Regions from separate parts of the Mus musculus genome. Here region 2 is linked to region 1. Evidence: chromatin loops called from intact Hi-C (ENCODE). Cell type or tissue: left cerebral cortex. All regions are shown on one strand. Links, peaks and the distances in the headings refer to the core of each region. The heading gives the core; the rest is flanking DNA.

Region 1 (8,334 bases), core at 335-8,334:
TCTCTGCTGCACAGTAACACAGTAGTTCTTCTCTCTGCTGCACAGTAACACCGTGACTGGCTCTCTACTGCCTAGTAACACAGTAGCTCTTCTCTCTGCTGCAGAGTAACACAGTGGCTCTCTGCTGGTCTCCATGCCACCACCCTTACTTCTTTCCATCCTATACATCCTTTTCTCTAAGATGCTCTGCACTGTCCATGGGTAGATATCAGTCTTAACATTCATTCATCCACAACTCTTGAGACTGATCTGTTTCTTCTTAAGAACTTTTTTTCACCAGCCCTGTCCGCCAGTGCCCTGGTTTCCAGGTGCATCATCATCATCATTACCACCACCTATATGAACTCTGAATATATAGCTATGTCTGGCCTGGAACTCACTGTGTAGATCAGGCTGGCCTCAAATTCACAAGAGATCTGTGTTTGCCTCTGCCTCCCAAATACCTGGATTAAAGGTATGTACCACCACTCTTGGATAAAGATTATTTTTTAAGTAATAAATCTGCTTTTGATTGATTCAGATAAATTCTACTAAAGGAGGATCAGTAATCATTTCCTTTAGTATCAGAAAAAAACAAGGCATTATGTGTGGCTGGCAATAAAATGCAGTCTTTTATATTTCATGTCTTTCCTTTAGCTTTGACTTTGTTGATGCTGTTGCTCATGGCCTTTTCCTTGGAAGTGTTTTTTAACTGATTCCAGAGACCCCAGTTGGCCTTGCTTTGGGGTCCAGCATCCCTGTCTGCTCTCAGTTTATCTGTTCTGCTGCCCCTGTCACTTGTTGATGTGGCTAGAGGGGGATGGTATCTCATCCTCTGCAGCCCAAGGACCCAGCAGCTTCACTCCTTCAACAGGTTGTCACACTCACCCTGAAACAGGCCATCAGCATCACTCAGATCCCTGAGAGCCCCAGGGGAAAGGAGTAGGGACAACAATGTCTGTAACGAGTGATTAACAGCTTTTCTAATGTGCCTAACATTTCCTGTCCTTGCATGTTTAGTTCAGGGTTCCCTGTTGTCTGCCCTCCTATTGCTACGCACCCATCAAAATCCACTTCACCTTATGGTGCTTACAGGTCAGCACTGTATCTCTCCTCTAGTGGATTAGATGTTCCTTTGTTCCACTGTTGAACTCCATTACAGTATTGCCCTGTCCTGTACCAGTGTTACCAGTCGGATGGCTGGGATCTTCTTACTCAGATAGAAACTATAAGCAGCAAAGACAGACCAGCTTGTCAAGGGCTGGCCTTTGCCGCTTTGCTTTCTGAGCAGATTTGAGCAACAGCTGCAGACCAGGAAGAGCAGCAAGTGGTGCCATCTAGTGTTAGTTCTCCTACAGGCCTTGCATAGCCTCACGCTTTGCTCTATGGCCATCAATAAGCTCCACAAATATTAGACTTGGTTGTAGGATGTGGAAGTCTGGACTCCTTAGCCCCCAAAGGTGGGCTACGATTCTCAGGATCCAGGTGCATCATCATTACCACCACCTATATGAACTCTGAATATATAGCTATGTCTGGCCTGGAACTCACTGTGTAGATCAGGCTGGCCTCAAATTCACAAGAGATCTGTGTTTGCCTCTGCCTCCCAAATACCTGGATTAAAGGTATGTACCACCACTCTTGGATAAAGATTATTTTTTAAGTAATAAATCTGCTTTTGATTGATTCAGATAAATCAATCTTGACAGCTCTCTAGAACTCTTCAGCCACCAGGGCCTGCACAGCCTTACTGTATCCTTCCAGCCTCTCCTCACCGTCTCTACCTCCCACTCATATTGTCCTGCTCCTGCTGTGCTCTGGAAATCTTCAGCTGACCCTTCTCTAGCTGCCAAGCAGTCAGCCACCTTGCCATGCTGCTTAGCTGCTCGGCCATCTCTGCTGCTTCTTGCTGCATATCAATTTCCTCCTATCAGCTGCATTCCTCAAAGCAGGCAAGGGATGAGTGAGATGGCTCAGTAGGTACAGGTGCTTGTCACCAGGCCTAAGAAGCCAAGCTTAGTCTTTGAAACCCACACAATCAAAAGAGAACAGACACTGTTGGGTTTTACTATGACTGTCCTATGCTCTCGAGAGCGCACACGCACACACACACACACACACACACACACACACAAAGAATCTAAAAAATATATAAATAAATGAATAAACGTTAGAAGCAGACAAGAGGACTTTTATTGAGCTTTTTCCCATTACAAGAGCAGGAGAGCATCGTAACAGAGTGTTTCCTAGGCATCCCACCAAATAAAATCAAATACCCTGCTCATATAGCCAGAGGAAGGGTATGTAATGCCAACACAGTATTACGCGTTTAGATCCAGTCAAAGGAGTCTCTGTTAGGTCTCTGGTTGGGGGGCACTACTCCCCTGGCTTAAATGGAAGTGGTTTGAGGGTCAATGAGAGTTCATTAAGGCTTGGGATAGCAAAAAGTGCAGGGGAAATAAACCTAGGAATGATACTGGATGAGGTGGTTGTGTAGATGCTGGTAAAGACGTGAATGTGACAGCCTATCAGGGCAGCAAGGAAGAGTGCAGTAGCTTCTAACTAGGGAGTCAACCTCCTCAGGAATCTTTATCTACAGGAAAATGAACATGGGGAGTGCTCACTATCAGAGATTACACAAACACAGTGGTTTTAAACATTTTTAAATGTGTATCTTTGTGAATATATGCCATGTGTGTGCGAGTGCCTGCAGAGGTCAGAAAAGGGTGTCAATTCCCAAAGTTGCAGTTCTGGGCAGTTGTAAGCAGTGTGGTAAGGGTGCTGGGAACAAAACTCAGGTCCTTTGAAAGAGTAGCAAGTGCCCTTATCAGCTGAGCTGTCAAATTCTAACTGGTTTAATGGTTAGCACCTGCCCAGTGCCCTAGGGAGTGAGGGCACTCTCACCTGTTTATAAACAAGCCTCATTAAGAAACTGTGCCCTGTTCATCTTTGCATGAATAGCATGTAGCTTGAGCTTACTTTTGAGTTTGGGTATTTTAAGCCTATTTGTCAACGCTAAGGAGAATCCTCAGAGAAGAGGGTAGTGGTTGTTACTAGCTTAAAGGTGGCAGCTGAGGTTCTGATTGAGACCTGTGTCAATTTGGAGAAGATAAAACTTTGAACACTGCCTAGGTGGAATGTCTTGTTGCAGTGGTCCCAGGAAGAAAAGAGTCTCTGCTCGGAGAAGACCAGCTAGACAGGCGATGGGGGTCAGGCTGTGCATTCTTGGAACACTGAATGAAAGCCAAGACTTTAAATGTATTTGGTGTGATAGGTTCTTGGCTGTTTCTGATCCCTAAAAAGGAATGTCTGAAACCAATAAACACAGTCACTCATTTATTCATAACTTTTGTTTTGTTGGTTTTTTTTTTTTTTTTTTCAGGTCAGTGGCTATGTAGCTTAGGCTGACCTGAAACTTGGTATGTAGACATGGCTGGTCTCTATGGAGATCCTCTGCCTCCTGACTGCAGAGACTATAGAGGTGTGACTCACAACTTTTTTCTTTTTTGTCTATTCACAAAATTTATATATTTGTTCACTGTAGAAACGAGGGCAAAATCATAAACTATTTTTAAAAAAAATCATTAACCAGGTGTGGTGGCACACGCCAGAACTTGGAAGGTGGAATGAGGAGGATCGGGAGTTCAAGTCCAGCCTGGACTTCATGTGACACGGTCTTAAACACACACACACACACACACACACACACACACACACACACACACACACACACACAAAACCAAAACCAAAGTTGGGGGGTGTTGCTGGGTTTATTGGGGCACTCCTGTAATCCTAGCCATTGGAAGATGAAGGCAGGAAAATCAGGAGTTCCAGGACAGTCTTGGCTACCTAACAAGTTCAAGTGGACTCCCAGGGACCACTGCCACTCTCTTAACCCAAAATCAAATAGTTAGGAAGTCAACCTCTCCGTCCTTATGCTGTATTTACGCCTTTACTATCCAAAGCTGTTGATAGGATTCTTTGACTTTGTACATCGGGCGAAACACTTCCAGGGATGATGCCTGGCACTGCAGGTTTTCTAACCGATGCGTCCCTCCAGTCTGGTCGCACGCAGTGATGCAGGGACCAACAGAGAGCTGGATGGAGCAGGGCGGAGCTGCGAAGGGATGAGGGCGGGGAGGCGGGGCGAGCGCTCAGACGGAAGGTGGGGAGGGTGGTGCCCTGGGCGGGGAAAGGTGGCAGGGGCGGGCTCGGCCGAGGCTCCCGGCTCAGGTGGGCGGCGCGGCCCAGGTGCGCCGGCCCGCAGCCGCTCCGCCCTCCTCCCAGGGGCGTCTCCCGCCCGCACGCCCGCCCGCACGTCCGGGTGACGACCGTTAGTCCCGCCCGCAGCAGACGGCTCGGCAGCTCCGGTGGGGGGGCATCTCTGGTCTCTAGTCGGGAGATTCCCCCAGGTCCAAGACTGGCTGGAGAGAGGCCGGAGAGTGCGGCTGCTGCGGGGCGGAGAGATTCCGAGCGACTTGACCTTCCCAGCCGCTGCCCCTCCTGAAGCCGTCCCGGCGCTGCTCCGGGCTCCGTTAATTGTTGAGGTTTTTCTCTTAAGTGGTGGTACCTCGGCATGAACTTTAAAGGCAAAGATGACAGACTTTGTTGTTTGGAAGCCTACCTTACTTTGACATGTCTTAAGAACTCAAGGTTGACTGGTGGTAAGATATTCCACTTTAATGAGAGCATCGGTTTAACGAAGCAGTTTTCTGACTTGTATAGGGCGTAAGTCTTTTTTTTTTATTTTTATTTTTTTTTATTTTGCGTAAGTCTTTGTAGATAGGAGTTCTGAGTGATTTATCAGAACTTTTTTTTTTTTTTGCCATCAAAAGGTTTGTTTGATTCATCAGCCTGTGGTTGCATGAATAATTTTCAAAGTTTGAAGCAGGCATTTTGGTGTATAAGCAAGATGAGGATGAAGGCAGCGACAGAGTCTCTGGTTTTCCCAAGTAGGGAGCGTGTATCAGGGCTCCTACTTTATTCCCAACGGTTTTTAGCTTCCATTTCCCAAATCTTATGCTGGTGAGGCACCTAGTGGTGAAGTGGCAGAACAGGTCACTTTTAGAATAAATTTCACATGGAATAAAATTCAATACAATACAGTAAATGCACATGCTCTAACTTTCGCAAATTGATTGAATTAATATTTTTTCAGGAGAAAGTGATTTATGAGAGGAAACATTGTAACTTACTATTTGGAGCAATTTGTAGAAAGCAGAGCTTAATCATCTTGTCCTACCAGGCATGCGCAGAAGTTAGTCATAAGCACAGGGGATCAGAAGTCAAAACTGCCCAAAAGCGGAAGAGGCTTAAAAATCACTTTGCTTTATAGCAGTGAGCCTCGGATCTTGTGGTTTTTGTAGCAGGTTATTTTGTAATATTTAAACTACATATTTAACTTACATACCATACATGTCTAAGTCCATGTGGCCGAACGAGAGAAATGACTTCTATGGCATGCTATGTTTGCATGTGTGTCACCCACAAATAAATGTTAAAAAGAAAAAACATAGTGGTTTTTTTCTGATTTATTTTTAATTATGTATGTCTGTGTATGTGCATGAGTACAGTGCCCATAGAGACATACATAGAGACACTATTGAACATGAGGATGTGAGCTGGGAACCGAGCCTGGGTATCTGGTGAGAGCAGTGCAAAAGCTCTTGACCTCTGAGCCGCAGCCCCAGCCTCGCCTGGTGAGCTTTGAAAGGAAATAACTGAACACAGAGACATTAGAATGTTGCAACCGAATATACACTTGCTAACTAAAATCATACAGTAACAAAATAATCTGAAAATAAGGCTGGTATGTTTTTGTTAAGAATAGTTCAAGTAAATATTTGTGCTTGGTGCTTTGCCTATGGTTGTCAAGTAATCAGAATATAATACAGTTTATAGCAAGGTGGTATTTTAAGTAGGACATTTAGGACAGTTTATTATGAAAATTTGTTTTTAAGTAACTTGAAAAAAATCACATAATTTCCTATTATCTATATTTAACACAAATTATATATTTTGTTATAAGTTGCTTGGCTGCACATCACAAAGGAAGAATAAACTTGTATCTACTTGGTAAAAACAGAGAGCTTGAAGATATCCCAAAGGCACTCAGCCAGCCACAGAGCAGGAAGCAATATGGACTCCTCTGCTGTCACTGTCAAGGGTCTCAGCCTCATAGACTTTTGTTCCACATCCTCCTTTAAATATAGGGGCCATCACGAGCTGTCAGAATCTTGCAGCCTTAATAAGAAAGAAGAAGAGCCTATGCTAACCTGTGAGCATCCTGAAACTCCAAGTTTAGGTTCCCCCAATTCTGCAGTATCTCCCAGTCAAATAATGAAGTCTGTGTCCCTAAGGAAGGAAAAGGATAAAAGCCCAGAACTTTGTGAGACTCCTAAACTCAGAAGGAAAAAATGCACATTACGCAGGCGGCTAGACTTTTCTTTCCCTCTTCTGAAGGGGGATTCTGATTCACAAAGCAGATCTCTGGAAAGTAACATAAGCCAAGGTGTTAGCCTAGAAAAACATTTGCCAGGTAGCACTTCAGGTTTCCCAAAGGAAGACAACTTTAGCCCATTAGTTACCAGCACGATAAAAACAGAGGATGTGGTTTCCAACAGTCAGAACTCAAGGTTACATTTTTCTCAGCACAAGACTTCCACCATTGAAGATTCCAAAGACAACTGTGGCTTGTTTGAAGTGGAATGTCTGTCTCCAATTGAAGGCAATGATTTTAAAGATTCTATCACACACTTTAGTGACAGCAGTTTAAGTGTTAGTGATGAGAATACATGTCCTGAACTTCTGGGCTCCTGTGGTAGCCAAACAACCTATGGAGCAGATGTGACTACATCTGTAACTCCAGTAAGTAGTCTCATAGCAAAAATCAAATTTAATGGAAACCAAACTCTTGATTCTTCAGGAGAGGTGAGAGACAGTCTTTTTACACCTGAAGACAGTGGCTTTTGCTCACTTAGCTGGGACAAATCAGAAGATTTCCTCTCTGACCAAGAGGGCTCTTTTCAAGAACTGCTTCAAAAACACAGGGTGACTCCCAAAGTTGGGGACCAGGTAAAAAAGCCAAAGCATTTTGGGAGGTTGAGAAGACTGTCCACTCTCCAGGAGCAAGGCTCCCAGTCAGAGGATGAAATGCAGACGGTCCATCCTAACTCTGATTCAGGTGTCTTGGAGAGTCTGCAAGGCTCTGAGGAGAAGCGTGGGAACTTGGCTTTAAGCTTTAAGGACTTATCAAATACTCCAGCCCTGCAGTTGGTGCAGGAGCTCTTTATGAAAAGCAAAAGGAAACGATCTCAGCAGGAAGATGACCAGGAATTCTTTGAGGACAGGGACGAGGGGAAAATTGCCAGACTGCAGCGTGTTCTCGCAGGACTGATTGGCAAGAAGATGGGCATAGAACAGCTGGATATCCTGACCGAATTACAGTATAGAAACTTGAAGCACATCCTAGCTATGGTTTTAGAGTCCTTGACTTCGGAGAGTTTATACAGGTAAGGAATAAAAGTGGCTCATGAAAGAAAACTTTTATCATTTTTTAAATTGGTGTTTTGTTGTGTTTCTGTCTTTGGTTGTCTTACACTATATCAGAGGAAGCTTAAATGACCTCCCTAGTAGCCCTGTGATCCCTGATGGGATAGGCTAGGCCTGTAATCTCTGATGGGACAGCTTGTGATCTCAGGTACTTGAGAAGCTGAGGGAGAAGGATTGCTCAGATCCAAGGTCAGAAGAAAAAAAATCAAAATGCCAGGCTTTATTTCAAAATTGCTTCTTGTTGTTGTTGGTGGTGGTCATGGTGGTTGTGTGTGTGTGCATGTGTTTGTGTGGCTTTTTAAAATTGCCTTACTTTCTGAGACAAGGCCAGGAGGCCTCCTGCCTCCACTTCCCCACACTGGGATTGCGAGTGGGTGCTGAGCCTTTTATGTGGATAGTGAATCAAAACGCAGGTCTTCCTACTTACATTTACTTTACCAGTCCTCACTACCGTGAGTGGGGGTGTGTGTGAGGGGGGAGTGGACAGACATACAGGCAGACACAGGCTCTTACATAGCCCAGGATAGCCTTGTACTCACTATAAGGTTCAGGGTGACCTTGAACTGATTTTCCCATCATTCAGGTTCTAGGATTTCAAGGTGTGTGCTACCATGCTGATTTATTCCACAGATTTTTAAATGTTTTATTTAAAAGGTCCACATCCCATTGCCAGATGCAAACTGTTTTAAGGTCATGATATTTGATCAGAAATAAGAGCAACAATTATAGTAACTGAGGAACTCTCACAAATAATGGATATTATTATTTAGTCAAAATTCTAGACTCTCAGAAAAATAGCTAGCT
Region 2 (8,334 bases), core at 123-8,122, 620 kb before region 1:
TGCTTACCTGCAGCCTGATCTTATGGAGACATTTTCTTTAAGGAGATTACCTCATCTCAGATCACTAGCTTGTGTCAATTTGACAAAATATTTTTTTCTCCTTCAGCTCATTAATAATAATTTAGGGGACTTGAGAGATGGCTCAGTGGTTAAGAGCACTGGCTGCTCTTTCAGAGGATCCTGGTTCAATTTCCAGGACCCACATGGCAGCTCAAAATTGTAATTCCAGTTCCACTGATCTGAAACTCTTACACAGACGTAAATGCAGACAGAACACCAATAATGTACAAGGATTATGTAGAAATAATTTATATTTTTGCAGAATTGGATTTGACTTCTGGGGCATCTTTAAGTTGTGAGAGACTTTTTCTTGACTGTAATGAGAGCTTGTCTAGAAACAGCCATGACTGTATAATCTTGAGAGTACCAAGTAACAGACACTTTCTTTTGGCTCTAGGAAAAAGATGATCTTTGGCATATTCATGCTGAAGTGTGGGGTTTTCAGAGTCAAAATTAAGGATGTTCTAATGTCAACTAAGTTGGATCAGCATTAGTCCATAATCCATTGAACTTCTAGTAAGCTTAAGTTTGTTTAGGATGCTTGGGATTCCCTACTGTGTCTTCATCTTAGATCCCATAGCCTTCAGTACCATAACAGTTTCAAATGAAGGATAAATGGAGCTCATGTTTGTAGGGCTCCTAGAATAGCTGTCTCTGCTCAAGGCCAATTTGTTTTCTTGAAATAGCTTCTCCTGATCCTCTTGTGAAAACTACTGGTACCTTCAGTGCTGCCAGCTTACTGGTTCCACCTTTTTTCATTCATTTCCATAGATGTATACAGGACATTCCTGGGCAGTACCTAGTTATACCTTATTAAGGATAAATTTACTCTTAATTGTTCAACATGTTCTACACTTAAAAACTCACGTATGTGTACACACACACACACACCCATCTTTGAGAGTGGAGTTAGGATGAGTAGGATAATTTCCCACCCCTTTTAGAGCCCTGTGCTCAGGCTTGCTGTCAAACACCTTTGTCCCTCTGAGCCATCTAGCTGACCTCATATAAGTGTTTTGTTTTTTTAAGACAAGGTCTGGCTGTATGCCTGGCTGACCTCAGATTATTTTAGATATCAAGGCATGTGATACACTACACCCAGCTCTGTCTTGATGGCCAAAAATTATAATATCTCTTTAAAAAAAAAAGACTTAGTATTTTGTTTGTATAATGTCCTGCCTGTACCACATTTGTCTGTGCCAAAAGAAGCCAGATGAGGATATTGGATTTCCTGGGACTCCAGTTGTGAGCTACCATGTGGGCCGTGGGGGACAAGTCAGGTTCTCTGTAAAAACAAGTGCTCTGAGCCATCTCTCTCTAGCCATGAAAAGAGTTTTTTAGTGCTGTGGCTAGCTGGTCATTGACTTGGGCTTGATCTTTTCTCAACAGTTAAGAGCCACTCACTGGCTAATCTTCAAGAGGACTCAGGTAATGAAACTCAAGTACATTACTGTCATCTACATGGTAGCTCAGAACTCTCTGTAATTCCAGACCTAGAGGATCTGACACCTTTTCTTGGTCTCTGCTGGCACCAAGTGTACATGTGTACAACATGTAGGCAGGCAGAATATCTGTATGCAAAATAAATTTAAAGCTAATAAGAATCGTAGCTCAGTTTAAAGTGACATGCTTGGATCCCAGTCAACCCAGAGGCCAGTTGTTTTGGCAGAATAAACAACTTTAGTTACAGTTAAGGATTCACATACTTGGAACCATGCTCTTTTTCCGTAATGGCTCTCCTTCCAGTTGTCCTTAGCTCTCATCTGAGAGCATTATCATCAGACTCTTTAATCATATCACAAAGATAATGATATGCCCCACAGAGGACATTTCTGTGTGGATTTTTATGGTAAGGAGTGAAAGTTAGGATAGTTGCGCAGACTTAACGGCCCTATAGTTAATATTTATTGAGTGACTGCCCATTATTTTGTAAACCCTGTGTCATAGAAAAGAAGATATAAAAATCTTCTGCTTCTAAGTCTCAACTAGAGAGGAAAATGACTTGTACACAAATAGAAGTAAGGCAGGGGAAGCTGCTTCAACATTTTTTTAAAGATTTGATGGGGGAAGAGCTGGGAATTTACAGACTAATGTGTGCAGGTTATAAACACTGTTAAAGTGTTGGGTTGAGGATGCGGCTCATTTGATGAAAGAAATGCACTTGGGTACCACCCTCAGCCCCAGCATAAAGGGCATAGTAGCTGTAATCCTGGCATGGACCTCTGTGGGTGATGGCTGAAGGGCCAGAAGTTGGACAGCCTGTGTCTTGGAGCTAGTTTCAAGGCTAGAGCCTGGGACAAAGAGACTGTCAAGCATCAATCAAACAAACAAAGGTCATATGTTAGGTGCCGTGTTCCTGTAATCCCAGCACCCCAAGCAGGAAATAACAAATTTGAGGTCAGTTTGAGCTATATGTGGTAAAACCTTGGCTCTGAAAATGAAACTGTAAAAAGAAACTGAAGACAAACATTTAAAATGGTGCTGGAGAGATGACTCAGTTGATAAAACACGTGCTATGTAAGCAGGAAGACCCAAATTCAGATCCCCAGCTCCTACTGGACTGTAGACCTCTCCTGGGGTGGAAGAGTCAGACAGATTCCTGAAGGTCACTGGCCAAGCCACCCAACTCAGCTGGGGTCCAGGTCTGTTGACAGACCCTGTTACAGAAAGAAGGAAAGAAAGGAAGAAAGAGGTGGAAGACACCTCAAGTTGACCCCTGTTCTGTCCGCGCACACAGCTTTATGATGAAGTAAGTGCTTGGTAATGGGACCTTGTTTTATGAGGCCCATGGTTATGCTGTTTGCAAAAGGGACCTTGCAGAGGAGGGTGTCAGAATACTTTATCAAGAACTGCTTGGTGAGTTGGTGTCTGGTTTTACCTATATTGATTAGTAGTAAAGGTTTGCCTTATAGTTAGTTGGTTAGTTATTTTGAGGCAGGCTCTCATTCTGTAGCCCAGGCTGTTCTTAAATAGAAATCCTGCTTTAGTGCAAAGCCACCACAGGGTTGTTTAGCAGTAGTTCCTCCCAGTTCTGTTTTTTCCCAGTGTTTACCCTGGGCCCAGTGACCCTGAATAGATGATCATGGTAACTTCCATTCAGAGGTCGTCTCTGTGTCTCCCTCCACCACCAACTGGTCAGAAACACCTAAATGCATTCCATCAAGCATTCAATTTTGTAAAGATGCTTTGCTTATTAAATTTTTGGCATAAACTCCTTTTTGTGGTATTTTAGGGTGCTGCCCAAGGAACTACTCTATCAGCGCCCTTGTTGGTTGACATGTAGTGACGGTCTGCTATGTGCTTATTGTTGGGAATGCATTGGAGTTAGTCACCCTCTGTCACCTTCTTCATTTCCTCATGTCAGATCTTTAAAGGTAGCAGCTGTCCATGAGACCTCACACACAACATTCAGTGTTGCCATAGGAAGCATTGTTAACATGTTTTATGAACACTTTACTAAATGGTTAGTTTGGAGCAACTGAGGTTACAGTTTGTAAGCACTCACCCCTTCAGCCACAAGGGGGAGTAAAAGACTTAAAACTCAGAAACAGTGGATAGGTTAAATTCATAGCTTAGCTTTCTAGTTAAGATTTTAAGAGAACTAGAAATGATGGTAAATCCTGTAGGGTAAAGTGCTGGGGAAAGTTTGCGTGGGAAGACTTGCACAAGAAATGTTAACCATGTTTTTGTAAAGTAGATTGCCTCTTTGGGGGTATTTAGTACTAAATGATGTGATGGCACAGAGGCAGAGGCTCGGTCAGGTTTGGAGGCTCACTCTCACTCTGAGTCACATTAAAGTTCAGCTGCGTTTTCAAATTTTAGTTTATTAGTTTTAGGGATCATTTTAGTGTGTTTTTTATTTGTGTGTGTATGTATTGATTAAAGTCTTTGAAGTCCTGCTCCTCCTGCCTCTACCTCGCAAGTGTTGGCACTTCCATATCCAGCTTTTTGTGTTTTGAAATAGGGTATAATTCATACCAAAGCTTGGGCTGGCCTCAGACTTGAGCAGTCTTCCTCCCAAGTGCTAGGGTTATAGGCACAAGCACCAACCCCAGCTTAGGACTTGTTCTTGCTAATGTGTTTCCTTCATGACCATTGATGGCAGTTCTTGCAGTAAGTGTAGGAAGTGAGAACTGTCCTCCCAAATCTTACGTTTACAGGTGCATCATTGCTTCTGTGCTGTCTCTGAAATTTTGAAATACAGAAATAAACTGATGTAGGAAGAAAGTGAAGCAAGCTCTTACAGTCTTTAGAAGCTCTTGATACTTTAAGGGTTTCTCTTTAAACAAATATTTTAACTCTGTGCGCGTGCGTGCACGCAGTCGTGCACCTAAACCACAGGACACTTTGCAGGAGTCAGTTTTCCTTCAGTGGAGGTCTGAAACATTGAGATCATGCCACCAGTCTTGGCATGAGGCCTTTAGCCAGCGAGACATCTTACCTGCTTGCGCGCTCTCTCTTTCTTTCTTTCTCTCTCTCTTCCTTCCTTCCTTCCTTCCTTTCCCCAAATGTGTGTCTGTTCATCACATGCATGCCTGGTACCCTTAGAGGCCAAAGGATCCCCTGGGGACTGGCGGTCCTGATGGTTGGGAGCCTTGGTTATCTGGAAGCGCAGCCAGCGTTCTTAACCAATGAGCCATCTCTCCAACCTCAATTTTTATGATTTAACCAGGAGTCTAACAAAATTGTTCCCTTAAAGGTTTTACCTAAATATAATGTTGACCCATTGTATTTATTAGATGGTTCCGGAATTCTATTCCCCTGCACAGCTGACTTACTGTCTGTTAGCTGGGCAACTTTTCCGGCAGCTTTTTATGGTCTTGGTGTTCCTTTCCTGGCACACGGTTTGCTTGCATTTGTAATTCTTTGTCACATGACTTCAGGCTCTCTTTGGGGCAGAGGTTCAGGTGTGGTGTCACATTACAGTGAGCAAGCCATGCTTGGGAAGTGTGCTTTGTCCTGCTACAGCACCAGCACTGCAGTCTGTTGGTACAGTAAAGGGCTTTGACGGGAAAAACCTGACTGATGGCCATTGTCTCAAAATCGGCCCACAGGAGGCCTGAGAATACCCAGGTCTCATCAAACAAAACCTTTAAAAGTATCCACTTTTTTTTTTTTAAAGGGTAAACTATAAATTACTTTGTTAAAAGTTGTGTGATCTATATGGGCTGGAGAGATGACTCAGCCAGTAAGAGCACTGACTGCTTCCAAGGTCCTGAGTTCAAAACCCAGCAACCACATGGTGACTCATAACCACCTGTAATGAGATCTGATGCCCTTTTCTGGGGTATCTGAAGACAGCTACAGTGTACTTACATATGATAAATAAATATTTTTTTTAAAATTGTATGATCTAAAATGTCTTTGCTCTAAAAGGGGGGGCAGGGGAGGAAATGTGCTCTCAAATTTCTAGGAAATCTGAGGATTCATGATTGATTGGGGATACTTTTCCTGGGATAAAATGGAAAGCAAACCTTGAAATTAACGTAGTGAAACAAGATACTTGTGCTACCTCGATGACCAGTTTCTCACTGGTCTTTGTTGACCTTTGGTCTAGAGAGTGATTTCCTCTGTCTCATGCAAGTGTAGACAGCCTGCTATGTGGCTGCAGCTTGGGAATGCTTGTGCTTGCTCTGACACCTCTGTGTCCTCCAAAGTGAGCACTTGGGGTGTCAGAGACACAGAATATTTTTTTTTCTCTTAGGAAAATATTCATTATCTGATAGAATCAGCCTCAGTTTATATTGTATCTTAATTGTTTAAAAATTAAATAGTGAGCTTTGTTTATTTTTGTATTTGAGAGATGGGTCTTTAAGGTACTAAGATAATAAAAATTTTTCTACTGAAGCTTGTTGTAAAATTCTTGTTTTTAAAGTAGGCTGTTGAAGAATTCATTCATTGTAATTCAGTCAGAATTTAATATTTGAGTGTCTTAGAAGCAGGCAACATGATGGGTTTTGGGTAGTGGTGTTTAGCTTATAAAATTTAAACCCATGAGACCCTACTACTCTACCTTATAGTAGGGTGGAGGCATGATCACTTGAGCCTATGAGTTCAGTTTACACCTGGGCAGTGTTGAGGTTGTAGCTTAAAGAACAAAACTGACTGCGTGAAAGTTAAAAGGTGTAAAATTGTTTTAATAATTGTACCTACTCTAAGAAAACAAAGGACAAACTAAGCCTTCCATTTTCTCTATCTTCCAGTAACACTAGTCCCTGACTGCCTTACAAAGGATATGTCCTTGTTCTCCTTAAACTAAAACCTTTGGAAGTAGACACAATAGAGGTGAAACTCAAGTGCCTATAAAAATTAGGTTTAGGAAGAATGTGTTAGCATTAAAAAGTATTTTAGCCCACATTTTTATTTCCTGTTCTTTGGAAGTGGGTGGACAGTATAAACAGTTGCTGTATTTTAAGGTGAGCAGCATGTAGCACATGTGACTAGAAAGTTACAGGCATTAGCAGTGATATGCAGGCACTTGAGAGTCATTCTTCACTCATCCTCCTGTGCAGTCATGACTATTTCCATGACAGTACAAGCAATCAGCATTATTGTCTATTATCTTACTGTTTTCTGTGTGGGGTGTTTTGTCTGTATGCATGTGTTTGCACCGTGTGCAGCCTGGTGTCCTTGAAGAGTGGCCAGATTCCCCTGAAACACAAATAGTTAAGGAGCTGCTATCTGGGTTCTATGCACTCACAGTTTAAAAATAAAACATTATATAGTCTTTGGAAGTAGGAGGTTAATTGATAGCCTTTGTACTGATAGCTTTTTCTGTGAGGAAGATGGAGAAATGCAGCTGTCACTCTGGCCACATGAATAGATTCCCAGGCCCCAATACATGCTAGTACCTATTGTAAGTTGAAAGTTACTTTTTCAAATGATTTTGGTTGCTGTTGGTTTGAATAAAAAACTCATGGTTCTGAGGGCCTGTGATTATCCCCAGAATATGTGTGTGTGGCTTTTGTGCATCAAACTAGATGCTTTGTTCATAGGGTCCTCGTTTTATTTCAGAGAGCTTTAGACATTGCTGTGCTTATTCTAAAATGGGTGTTTTGATAGACACACTGAAAGTTAAGTGAGTCACTTAAGTGGGGAGGCTGAGGGATTGCTGTTGATCTGTTACTGCAATTCCCAATAAGGGGTTTGGCTTGGTTTGGTTGGTTTTGGTTTTTCAGAAGGGTCTCAACTGGAACTCTGAAGCATGCTCTAGCTAGACTCAACTGGAACTCAGGAACCGGCTCCTCTGCCTCTTAAGTGCTGGGATTAAAGATGTGTGCCACCACTGCCCTGCTCCTGATATGTTTTTTAGGAATACAGAAATTACTAATAAAGTAGGTTGCTAATTCCCGTGAACATTTATCAACACTTCCCAAAGGAGTATCTGTCCAGCTTTAGGGTTTTCCATTACACCCTCCACACATGCAAGTCGATTCTGTGGCTTTGCTAGGCCAGCACAGGGTCACTGAGATACTTTCCTAACCTTTGGGTGACCTGTGTTGCCTTTAAGTGTTGAGATTACAAAGGTGCGCATGCCAGCTGCCACGTTTGTACATTATGAGGGATAGAGTCACTCACTCTTAACCGTATCTTTATGGCCTATCTACATGCATAGATTAAGCAGTAGGATTAAAATTTGTTCAGTTCTGTCCTCCATCATTGGATTATAGATATTCAAGAATCTCGAGTCTTTTCGGAGAATAGAAACCAGAATCTAGGCACACTTCTTGTAAGAATTGGCATATCTGGGCTTCAGCCCAGATGAGCACGGACATCACTTTGATTTCAAAGCAGTGGTGTTCAAGGAAGTAGGTATGGTGAGAGACTGACTTTTATTTATTCACTCTGTTCTACCTTTTTCTCTCCAATGCAGTTACATTATTTGTTTGAAGTTGGTTTTATTTAGTATGTAACAGTTCCAGTAAGCTCTACACTAATAGTTTTAAGCAAAGCTACAGAATGAAAATTTCCATTTGTGAGGATCTGTAAATAAGAAAAATAAATTGCTATGATGAGATGAAAGGGTTTTTTCCATCTGGCCTTTTCCCTGCCTTGATTTACTTGTTGATTTAATTTTTGAGTTAGTGTCCATTTGCAGTCTAGGCTGGTCTCATCCACAGCAATCCTCCTGCACCAGCACTCTGAACTGCTGGGTTATTAGAAAAATTAAGGTTTTGTTTTGACTTTTACAATTCAGTCTCTGGTGTTTGCTTAACTTTGGTTTGTAAGTGTTGTCTCCTTACTATTTCTGTTTCTTTTCTTCTGAAGTCTCTT

What was found. A loop is a pair of places that touch in the nucleus more often than their neighbours do. Peaks named below come from ENCODE experiments on the same cell type or tissue, not always from the same donor. Only the 100,000 strongest peaks of a DNase experiment are listed, where the experiment ranks them.
Region 2: it touches region 1 in a loop (5-fold over the local background); 2 of 42 quality-filtered maps call a loop at or near these places.

What each region holds. Positions count from the first base shown.
Region 1 is chr15:36,160,843-36,169,176 of GRCm38, reverse strand. Fbxo43 (F-box protein 43) reads left to right here and starts at 4,316. Exons shown (of 5, transcript NM_001081253.2): 1 at 4,316-4,707; 2 at 6,008-7,490. The coding sequence starts at 6,118. In left cerebral cortex, for the core only: CTCF peaks have their summits at 1,318 (motif pointing left) and 5,023; DNase peaks (open chromatin) are centred at 1,288, 4,143 and 4,981; H3K4me3 peaks cover 1,086 bases.
Region 2 is chr15:36,776,364-36,784,697 of GRCm38, reverse strand. Ywhaz (tyrosine 3-monooxygenase/tryptophan 5-monooxygenase activation protein, zeta polypeptide) reads left to right here. Exons shown (of 7, transcript NM_011740.3): 4 at 8,329-8,334. Among named protein-coding and RNA genes, the nearest start is that of Ywhaz, 14 kb to the left of the region's middle. In left cerebral cortex, for the core only: a CTCF peak has its summit at 3,568 (motif pointing right); DNase peaks (open chromatin) are centred at 3,587 and 4,120; H3K4me3 peaks cover 1,597 bases.